2 separate regions of the Homo sapiens genome follow, and region 2 is linked to region 1. Evidence: read pairs that join two places in POLR2A ChIA-PET (ENCODE). Cell type or tissue: A673. All regions are shown on one strand.

Region 1 (5,000 bases):
GTCCCCCCAAAAACTCGCATGTTGCCATCCTAACCCCTAGCATCTCAGAATGTGACCTTATTTGGAAACAGGAACAATGGACACGTCATCAGTTAAGATGCGGACATCCTGGAGGAGGGTGGCCCCTGATCTGAAAGGACTAGTATCCTCAGGAAAAGGGGATGTTTGCACACAGAGACACACACACAGAGGACGCCACAAGCTAAGGAACCAGCAGAAGGTCACAGAGAGGCCTGCAACAGATCCTTCCCTGGGGCCCTGAGAGGGAGCATGCCCCCCCCAACACCCTGATGTTGGGCTTCTCGTCTCCAGAATGGTGAGACACTGAAATTGAAGCCCCCAGTCTGTGGGGCTTTATTACAACTGTTCTAGCAAGCTGTGGCCTGGCCTACCCTGTGCTCTGAAAGCTGCCTGCACATCCCTCATCAGATGGACCACCCACCTGCTTGTATGGCTTCTGCCTACTGGGCCTGCCACCCTCACTGTGGAATCCGTGGGCAGCAGGGCCTCTGTTTCTGCTGAATGTCAGCGCTGTGACCGCAGTGCCCAGCTCCCTCCCATGCCCACAGGATGCCCAGCCAGTGAAAGAAGAGCAGCGAGGGAGCAGGGGCCTCCCAAGACACCCCAGCCTCAGCCCCGGGTGGAGACTCACAGAGATGATGTGGCCCTTCAGGCCATGGGCAGAGTCGGCACACTCAATGACGGCACTCAGCTGGGGGTACCCCACTCCCGTCTTGGTGCGGGTGGTGCACACAGAACCTGCACAGAGAAAGAAGTTGTCCCCAAATAGATGGTTATACATGAGAAGACTGTGACATGAAATGCGTCCCCCTTACCTTTGCAGCCCTGCTTTAGGGACCAGGGTGAACCTCTGTGGCAGAGGAGATGTGGGGAACAGGCTGCCCCATCTGCACGATGGAGGTCACTGTAAACCACACCACCTGGTCATGCACCCCCTCCGGTCCTCATCACTGTCACTGGCTGATGTCCCAGACATCGCCTTCCCCTCTACCATGCACCTGTCACTGCCACTCCTCCCTGTGGCACTGGCTCCCATGCAATAGCCAGGCACTGACCTTTCCACACTTAAACACCCACTCCTTTCCACCTTTCTACAAATCTACACTCTGCTTTAAAGGACCTCTCAGAATCCTCCCACTGGCTCGTAGCTTCTTTACCTTCAACCTTTGTCAAATGACTCACCTCTCTTAAGCCTCACTGCCCGGCCTGTAAAATCCAAAGAGAAACACAACCTCCTGGGGTTGTGGCAGAGAACAAATGGCACAGGGAGGGATACCGCTTGGCCCAGGGCCTGGCCTGCAGCACGACACCCTCCATACCCTCACCTGCTCTCACTCAGCTCTGTGCTCCACAGGGCCCAGCTGTTTGTCCATCTCCCTCCTGGCTGCCCCACCTCAAGTCCCTTGCAGCCTAGCCCGAGGTTCACTTCCAGGCCAGGGCTCACACCAGCACCCTCCTGCCTGCCTGTCCCACGGTCAGCCCCAGTCCTGGTTGTTCTCCCAGTTAGGTCCAGGCCAAGTCGCACTCTGACCTCTTTATCATACCTCCCCTTATTCAAGCTTCCCGGTGCCGCCACAGCACCCCACTTTACCCAGATCAGCAGAATCAAGCTCCACCTGCTCCCCTCCCTCCCCACTGCTTCTCCAATGGGGCAAGTTTCTTCCCACCTTAGGGACTCTGTACACAATGTTCTCTCTCTTGGACACTCCCCTCTGTACCAGCCCGCCTAGCCAAACCCTTCTCATCTTTCCAGCTTCTTCTTAAATGTCACTGCCCCAGGGGAGTTGTTCATCACAGTTTCAAAAAGAGGCATTTCAATCAGGATCTGTGTGAGAATGTTAAGGGTCTGTCTTCTGTACTGGGTGGTCGGCTCCGTGGACATTCGCTGTTGTTATCAGGTGCTGAGAACAGAGCCTCATATACAATAAGGCACTATAAATAGTCACTGAAAGAATGTGTGGACTCAAGAATGAATGAGTCACCCACATCCCTGTCTCCACTGCCACTCACTCAGCCCCTCCCGGAGGTCTTGTGGTGTGCACGAGAGGGCGCTCTGGGGACAGGGTAAAGGTGGAAGTGAACTCCTCCCTCCCACCAGACCCGGGGGTGGGATGCTTTGAGGCGCAGCCTAATCTCCGGCTCCTGGCCGGCACCACCTTGTAGGATGCTAATTTCTGCCAGGGGTCTTTAGGGACAAGATCAGACAGAGAAGTATGTCTGTGTCCCCAGGCCTGGATTTAGCAGAGAAACCAGGAGAGACAGGGCAAGCCCCTCTCCTGCATCAGCTGTGGGGCAGAGTCCACAGAAGTCCTGTAGCTCCCTGTGTCCTGCTATGTGTCACTCACAGTCCTGGAGCCAAGAAGTCTCATTCCCACGAAGGCGCCTTCCCCCCGCCCTGCAACCAGACGTTGTGCACGGCAGAATAAAAGGTTTAACCCCCGGTTCAGCCTCAGCTTTTCTCCTCCTCTCCCATTGAATTGCTAGATCCGGGGGTGGGGGCCTCAGCTGCAGTAGGCCTGGGGTTCTGATAGTAGTGAGGGCTCTATAAAGGGTAGACCAATTGCCTTTCTTGGAAACAGCCAAGGAAGAAGCTTCAAATAACACACAGGCGGTTCTGATTAACACCTAGGTGAAAGAAGAAGTTGGTGCATACTTTCTCTTGACTAGAGGGGCAGGGAATCCGTTTCTGATGCTTTTTCCCAGTTCCCAGGAGTTGCTCAATAATGAATGAAATCTATCAATCAATAGACATCCAATAATGCTATCATTTAGATATGTAATATGCAATGTTTTTACCATAAAGAATGTGTGAGACTTAAATATGGTCTCCAAACAATTTAAAGAAGTAGCTCCCATGCATTGGGCTCAGAGAAAGCCCCTTATTCTCTTTAGTCACATCTGTCCTACACAGACAGCCAGAGGGGTGGGGAGATACAGTGAGAGCAGAAGGACAATACAGCTTCTGGGGAAATAGAATGCAGACACAGAGATGTGCAAGAAGAAAACAAGTGTAGTAAATGTTCGAGACCACATCTAGAAAAGCTTTGAGAGGGCCGGGTGTGGTGGCTCACACCTGGAATCCCAGCACGTTGGGAGGCCAAGGCGGGTGGATCACCTGAGGCCAGGAGTTCGAGACCAGCCTGGCCAACATGGTGAAACCCCGTCTCCACTAAAAGTACAAAAAATTAGCTGGGCATGGTGGTGCATGCCTGTAATCCCAGTTACTCAGGAGGCTGAGGCAGAAGAATCACTTGAACCTCTGAGGCGAAGGTTGCAGTGAGCTGAGATCACACCACTGCACTCCAGCCTGGGCAACAGAGCAAGACTGTCTCAAAAAAAATAAAGCTTTGAGAGCCAAGAAGCTTCTCACACACCTTCACATCCTGTACAGCACCCGCCCAACACAATGGTAGCCAGTGAACATTCAATACATATTTCCTTTTTTTTTTCTTGAGACAGGGTCTTGCTCTATCACCAAGACTGGAGTGCAGTAGTGCGATCTCAGCTTACTGCAACCTTCACCTCCCAGGATCAGCTGATCGTTCCACCCTAGCCTCCCAAGTAGCTGAGACTACAGGTGCATACCACTGTGCCTGACTACTTTTTAATTTTTATCTCCTATTTTTAGTAGAGACAGAGTTTCACCATGTTGCCCAGGCTGGTCTCAAACTCCTGGGCTCAAGCGATCCACCCACCTTGGCCTCCCAAAGTGCTGGGAGACCAGGCGTGAGCCACCACATCAGGCCCATATTTCTGATTAAACAGGTGACTAGTGAGTGTCCCTGCCTTTGGGACTAAAAAGAGTCTTCCTAATCTATTAGCCTATTTTGTTCTATTATCAGTCTGTCTATTACAGCCTGCCCTAAGAGGAGGCAGCCTGGAAAGGAAGAACGAGGCCTTATCCTTTCTTGCCTTTTCAATAATGGTAGATACTCAGTAAAGACCTCTTCCCATTTGCTCAGAATACATTATTAACTGGCTTAAATGAGTGGCAATATGAAAAACTTAACCTTGAAAATCTCCCTGTATGTTAAAAGCTTGGGTATTTTTACGAATCTACAGGGTTCTTCTTCCTAATATTCTCTTCATACACATCCAATTCCCTCAGGCTGATCACGGAGCCAAGTCACAGCTCAACAGCGTCTCCTGCGCCTCCCAGCTGTGCGTTTTCCCACAGATTCCTCTCATATTGGTTTAGGTTTGCTTCCTTTTTTGGTAGTGTCATTTGGGTATGAGATTCTTTTGAAAAATCTTTGCTGTTTTTCAGTCCCAAGTGAAAATGTGTATATTCTTTCTTGCTCCTCAATTTTAGTGTCTGGTTAATACTGGATGTGCACGGATGAATTTAAAACATGGCAGCTCATCTTCAAGCAGGGCAAAGAAGGAAAGCGAACAGTAACCCTGCCCCATGAGAAAATGGCGCCACCCATGACAAGGACAGAAGGCTCTACCTCGTTCTTCTGCTTAAGATGCCAATGGGTGGTCCTAAGAAAGCATGCCTGGGAGAAGAACATGGGCAAAATCTACATCTAATACGTATCAGGTGAGTAACCAAAGGTGATCATTACCTAGGCCATGGGTCAAGTTTGAATGTGGCCTCATCACTGCAAGCTTATTTGCAATGTTTGGGGTCCCTCAAACATTCACATAAACTGGAGTCATTCATGTTTATTAACTGTCTCTATGGATTCTTCACCTATCGCCTTCCTCTGCAAGGTGTATGGGGTCATTAGTGAAATCTACATTCTTCCACATTGGTTCTGAAACCAAGCCCTCATATTCTGACCACATCCATATATTCTAACCATAATTTAGAAAATCCCTGGGGGCATCAAAAAGCAGCTCAACAATACTTTTCATCAGGGGCTTCCCCGAGAAGCTCAATTATGCTTCCAGAAAAAGCATGCTTTAAATATCTGTGAATGAGTCATTCATGCATCCCCTCCAGTGATCTGCAGTCCCCGCAAGCCCCAGATCCC
Region 2 (5,000 bases), 1.9 Mb before region 1:
TATTTTATTTATTTATTTATTTTGAGACTCCAGGCTGGAGTGCAGTGGCGCGATCCCAGCTCACTACGACTTCCGCCTCCCAGGTTCAAGCGATTCCCCTGCCTCAGCCTCCCGAGTAGCTGGGACTACAGGTATGCGCCACCAGGCCTGGCTAATTTTTTGTATTTTAGTAGAGACAGGGTTTCACCATGTTGGCCAGGATGGTCTCGATCTCCTGACCTCATGATCTGCCCACCTCGGCCTCCCAAAGTGCTGGGATTACAGGCGTGAGCCACTGCGCCCGGCCTAAACCAAGTATTTTCAAAGCACACCTTTCACAAAACCCAAGCGCACCTGGTGAAGGTTGCTGCCACAGGCGTACTCCAGGTTACTGAGATGGAACTGAAGCACCTGTCCCTCCAGCTCACTGAATTGGATACCAGATTCCTTAATAAATGCCTTGTAGATTTCTTCTATCTTTTCTGTAATGGGAATGGATCAAAGCAGAAAAAAATAGCTTTAACAAGATTCTCCAATTCTTTCTCCTTTGCTTTCAACCTCTGTCACCCAGCAACACCCAAAACTTCCAAAGTCTTTTCCCAAGTAAAGTCAGAGGGGAAAAGATCTCTTGATAAGGTCCATTTCTCTCAGGAAGAGAAAGTTTATCTTTTTTTTTAATTTTATTATTATTATACTTTAAGTTTTAGGGTACATGTGCACAACCGGAAACAAAGCTATGTAAGTTCTATATCTTCAGAAACGTCTCAATTTCGCTTCGTTGAGAAGTGGTTTCCTCTTTTGCTCAAGATACAGAAAAACTGTCCCCACACATAGATGTACATGCACACACACAGAAGTTACCATTCTCTTTCTGGTCCTGCTGCCATCACCTTAAAGTCAATGCTTACAACATCTCACCTCAACTAAGAGACCTGTAACCTATTGGCTACAGTCTGTCCCAAACAAGAATATTCCATTATGGGCTTGTATCTTGTCAGCACTCCGCCTCCATATCTACAATTACTGGTTGCCTATGTAATAAATTCCCCAACCACAGCCAGGCAAAGCTAGCACATTTTAATCTTTCCAAAGGCAGCAGCTACGATCTGCCCACTCGCAGGCTCTGCTGTAATGCTTTGAATCTTTTTCCTGGTAAATTCCTACCCTGCAGGGTCTGCGACCTCCCACTCTCCCTCATGGGAATGCCTTCTCCCACCCAATCCCATCCATTCTTTATAGTCGGGCATCACCGGGCCGTGGCAAGCCCCCAGAATTTCTCCCTGTCATCAACTCCAGCCCTTACTTATCTGTCCCACTCAACCGGACCTTGTAACTATATGGACACAGCCCTGTGATATCATTTTTGTCTTACATTCCTTTATAGCAGGGCTGGAAGAGGGTTCTGGCTTGATGTCTGACTAATTCTAAGCATCTCAGTACAGGTTACTTCTTTACAACTGTTCCAGTGATGACAACCATCCAAAACATGTATCACAGACTCCACGTTTCTTTTTCTGGTGGTGTTTTCTTTTTCTTTTTTTTCCTGAGATAGGGTCTCACCATGTCACCCAGGCTGGAGTGCTGTGGTGCCATTCCGACTCACTGCAGCCTCAACTTCCGGGGCTCCAGCAATCGGCCTCCCAAGTAGCTGGGACTACAGGCGCCCGCCTCTATGCCCAGCTAATTTTTGAATTTTTAGTAGAGATGGGTTTCACCATGTTGCCCAGGCTGGTCTCAAACTCCTGAGCTCAAGAAATCTACCCACCTCAGCCTCCCGAAGTGCTGGGATTACAGGTGTAATCCCAAGTTTAACAGAGTGTCACACACTTCTCTGACTAGAAGCAGAACTGAGTATCAGTTACTTCAAATATTTTTTTTTTTAGAACAGCTCAAGGCTTTCATCAAAATGTTCAGTTCTTGCACTAGATTGTAACATGCGGATGCCCAAGAGGCCTCCAGATTTGTGCCTGTCTTTGTTGCTCCTAGACCCCTGGGCTTTGTGCCACTTTCTGTGACTTTTGTAGAAGTCCCATCCCCGCTTCCTGCTGTGCAGTTTCTACATTCCTGTTGGTTTTGTGGAGGCGGCGGGGAGAAAAACCAAGATTGCTAAGATAGTGTATAAACAGACTGAGAGAGGCCTCAATGTGATTTTTTTTTTTTTTTTTTGGAGACGGAGTTTCGCTTGTCATCAAGACTGAAGTGCAATGGCCTGATCTTGTCTCACTGCAACCTCTGCCTCCCAGGTTCAAGTGATTCTCCTGCCTCAGCATCCCAAATACCTGGGATTACAGGCATGCACCACCATGCTCGACTAATTTTTGTATTATTAGTAGAGACAGGGTTTCACCATGTTAGCCAGGCTGGTCTCGAACTCCTGAACTCAGGTGATCCACCCGCCTTGGCCTCCCAAAGTGCTGAGATTACAGGCGTTAGCCACCGCGCCCAGCACAGTGTGATTTTTATGTAAATAATATTTAAAACAGCTTTAGTGCACATGCTTTCTGAAATGAAATCTAGTCCCTTAGTATTTAGATTTGAGTTTCCCCAGCTTTGTGCTGGTAAGATGAGATCTCAGACAGCTAAGATACCAACAGGCAGGATATAACTATAGCCTTACACAGAGATGTGTGCACTACTATCAAAGCTTTTAAACAAGCTATTGATAAGATGAAATACCCACTTACACAGTAAGAATTGCTGAGCCTACCTTAACAACTTGGGTTTTTTATTTGTTTTGTTTGTGAGACAGTGTCTCACTATGTCACCCAAGCTGAGGTGCAGTGGCGAGATCACAGCTCACCACAGTCTCTAACTCCTGGACTTAAGCGATCCTCTCACCTCCTGAGTAGCTGGGACTACAGGCACACACCATCATGCCTGGCCTACAGCTTGTTCTAGGTAAGGGTAAGGCAAAGCATTATCATTAAACATTTTTATATGGTGACTCTGAAAGACATGTAATGAAAACTCCAGCCAGTGACTGCAACACAGGTACAAAACACTAACCAAGTCCTGAGAATATCCTGCACGTCAGCCTAATAACTGTTCTCAACTCCAGGAAATTTAACAACTTACGAATTAGTCTGGACACTACAACATTTGATTAAATGATCCCTGTTGACGAGAGTATATTTCTGAAAATGTTCTCTTGTAGTATATCAGTCAAAACTTACTAAGGACGATTACAGCATAGGTCTCCTAGAGGTGGTGGGTTGCCACAGGAGAGGGGAAGGGAAAAGAGAAAAAGAAGAGATACATAGTCCCTGCTACTAAGAAGTTTACCCCAAACAGAGATGAACTGTATATCAGCCTGAAGAATTGAGAGCTCTTGCAAAGAAACATACAGTTGAAGCAAATTAACACCTTGCAAACTGAGTTCCAATGTTCACACTACAAGAAACTCCAACATGCCTCCAAGAACTACAAGTGAATACATTCAGGTCACAAAATTGTAGGCCAAATAAATATCAATTTAAGAAGCAATACAGTAAAATTTAAGCTGGCACCCTCGTGAAAATGAGCCACTATGGATGGTCAAGTTTTCTAAATAGTTGTGGCTAATATTGCCCATTTAAGTACAAAAGCCAAAAGATTTTGAATTAAAATTCCTTTTTTTTTTGAAATAGGGTCTTGCTTCATTGCCCAGGCTGGAGTGCAGTGGTGGGATCATAGCTCACTGGAACCTTAACCTCCTCAGCTCAAAGCTATCCTTCCACCTCAGCCTCCCGAGTAGCTGGGACTACAGACACACACCACCATGCTTGCCCCCCGCCCTTTTTTTTTGTAGACACAAGGCTCACTATGTTGCCCAGGCTGGTCTTGAACTCCTGGACTCAAGTGATCTTCCCCGCTTGACCTCCCAAATGTTCGGATTACAGGTGTGAGCCACTGTGCCTAATGGGTTAAAATTCTTAAACTGTAATACTCTTGCATTCTTAAAATATACTGGAAAAAACCTTAACTCACTGCTCAACAAAAAGAAATCCTGGCACACACAAACCCTTACCTAGAAAAGACATTACAGGGTGATGATTTATCACACAGGGCTTACCACATGTTCCCATAAAAGTAAGCTACTCTGGGAAATTTAAAATTAAACACGTAGGTAATTTTGTAAAACACCAGCTATTGTGTAAAGTAAGGTCTGTGTGTGTGTGTGTACACAACACAAGCATCTAAGCCTCCCTACAAAAAGTTCTCCTCCCCTGAGAACTTGGAGAATCCATCAGTCCAAAAGAAATGCTCAGGAGGGCTACCCTGTTGCCGACATCCGACCTCGCAAATGAACAATGCCACTGCTGATGAAGCTTAGGTAACAACGAAACTGAGATGGAACAATCAGAACACCGTTCTCCCCATACCTCCTAAAGGGACATCTTGGAGCTGAGTCTTATCCTTTCTCCACTCAGAGACAACATCCAAGAGAGCATTAAAATGAAAATCCATGCGCTTGTCAATAGTGGGGTCAGTTATTCTTCCACCTTCCTGAATTAAGTCACATCTTTCTCCAAATTTATGCATGCTGATGCCAAGCTTCAAAATAATAAGAATAAGAAGGTGAAAATTTTCCCTGGAAAAAAATATTTACAGGTTCTAAGCTGAAAATCAGACAGAGCTCTCATGGAGAAAATGGTCTCATATCTCTCAAAAATAAAGCTAAATATGCTTCACGGGGAATGGCAGCAAAGTCAGGCAGTGAAAAAAAACAGCATGAAATCTACAAGATTTTATTTGATGAGAATGTGAGAGGGGCAGCAACAGCTCCTACGCCATGCCCATTGTAACTTTTTGGCTAATGTTTCAGATGCTAGACACTGCCTGTCCTTGCTCAAACATTCTGTCTCCTCTGTGGACCCTCATGTAAATGAACACACAAACACACAAACACTCATAGCAGAAGTTGAAATTGAATTGACCATCAATAAACATTTCAGAAAAAGTCTTGGGCCTACCAACTCTTCAAATAAACTCTCTATGACTGCCAGATTAAAGACAGGCTGCCTCCTTAAATATGATGTTCA

Evidence for each region. Peaks named below come from ENCODE experiments on the same cell type or tissue, not always from the same donor. Only the 100,000 strongest peaks of a DNase experiment are listed, where the experiment ranks them.
Region 2: POLR2A ChIA-PET joins it to region 1 with 13 read pairs; 1 of 35 experiments calls an interaction of 5 or more read pairs at or near these places.

What each region holds. Positions count from the first base shown.
Region 1 is chr6:16,274,543-16,279,542 of GRCh38, reverse strand. GMPR (guanosine monophosphate reductase) reads right to left here. Exons shown (of 9, transcript NM_006877.4): 6 at 653-759. Among named protein-coding and RNA genes, the nearest start is that of GMPR, 38 kb to the right of the region's middle. RefSeq lists an enhancer at 1,931-2,225. In A673, a CTCF peak has its summit at 2,065 (motif pointing right); a DNase peak (open chromatin) is centred at 2,042.
Region 2 is chr6:18,200,998-18,205,997 of GRCh38, reverse strand. KDM1B (lysine demethylase 1B) reads right to left here. Exons shown (of 22, transcript NM_001364614.2): 14 at 4,341-4,512; 15 at 334-461. Among named protein-coding and RNA genes, the nearest start is that of KDM1B, 48 kb to the right of the region's middle. In A673, no CTCF peak of the experiment used is centred here; a DNase peak (open chromatin) is centred at 2,027.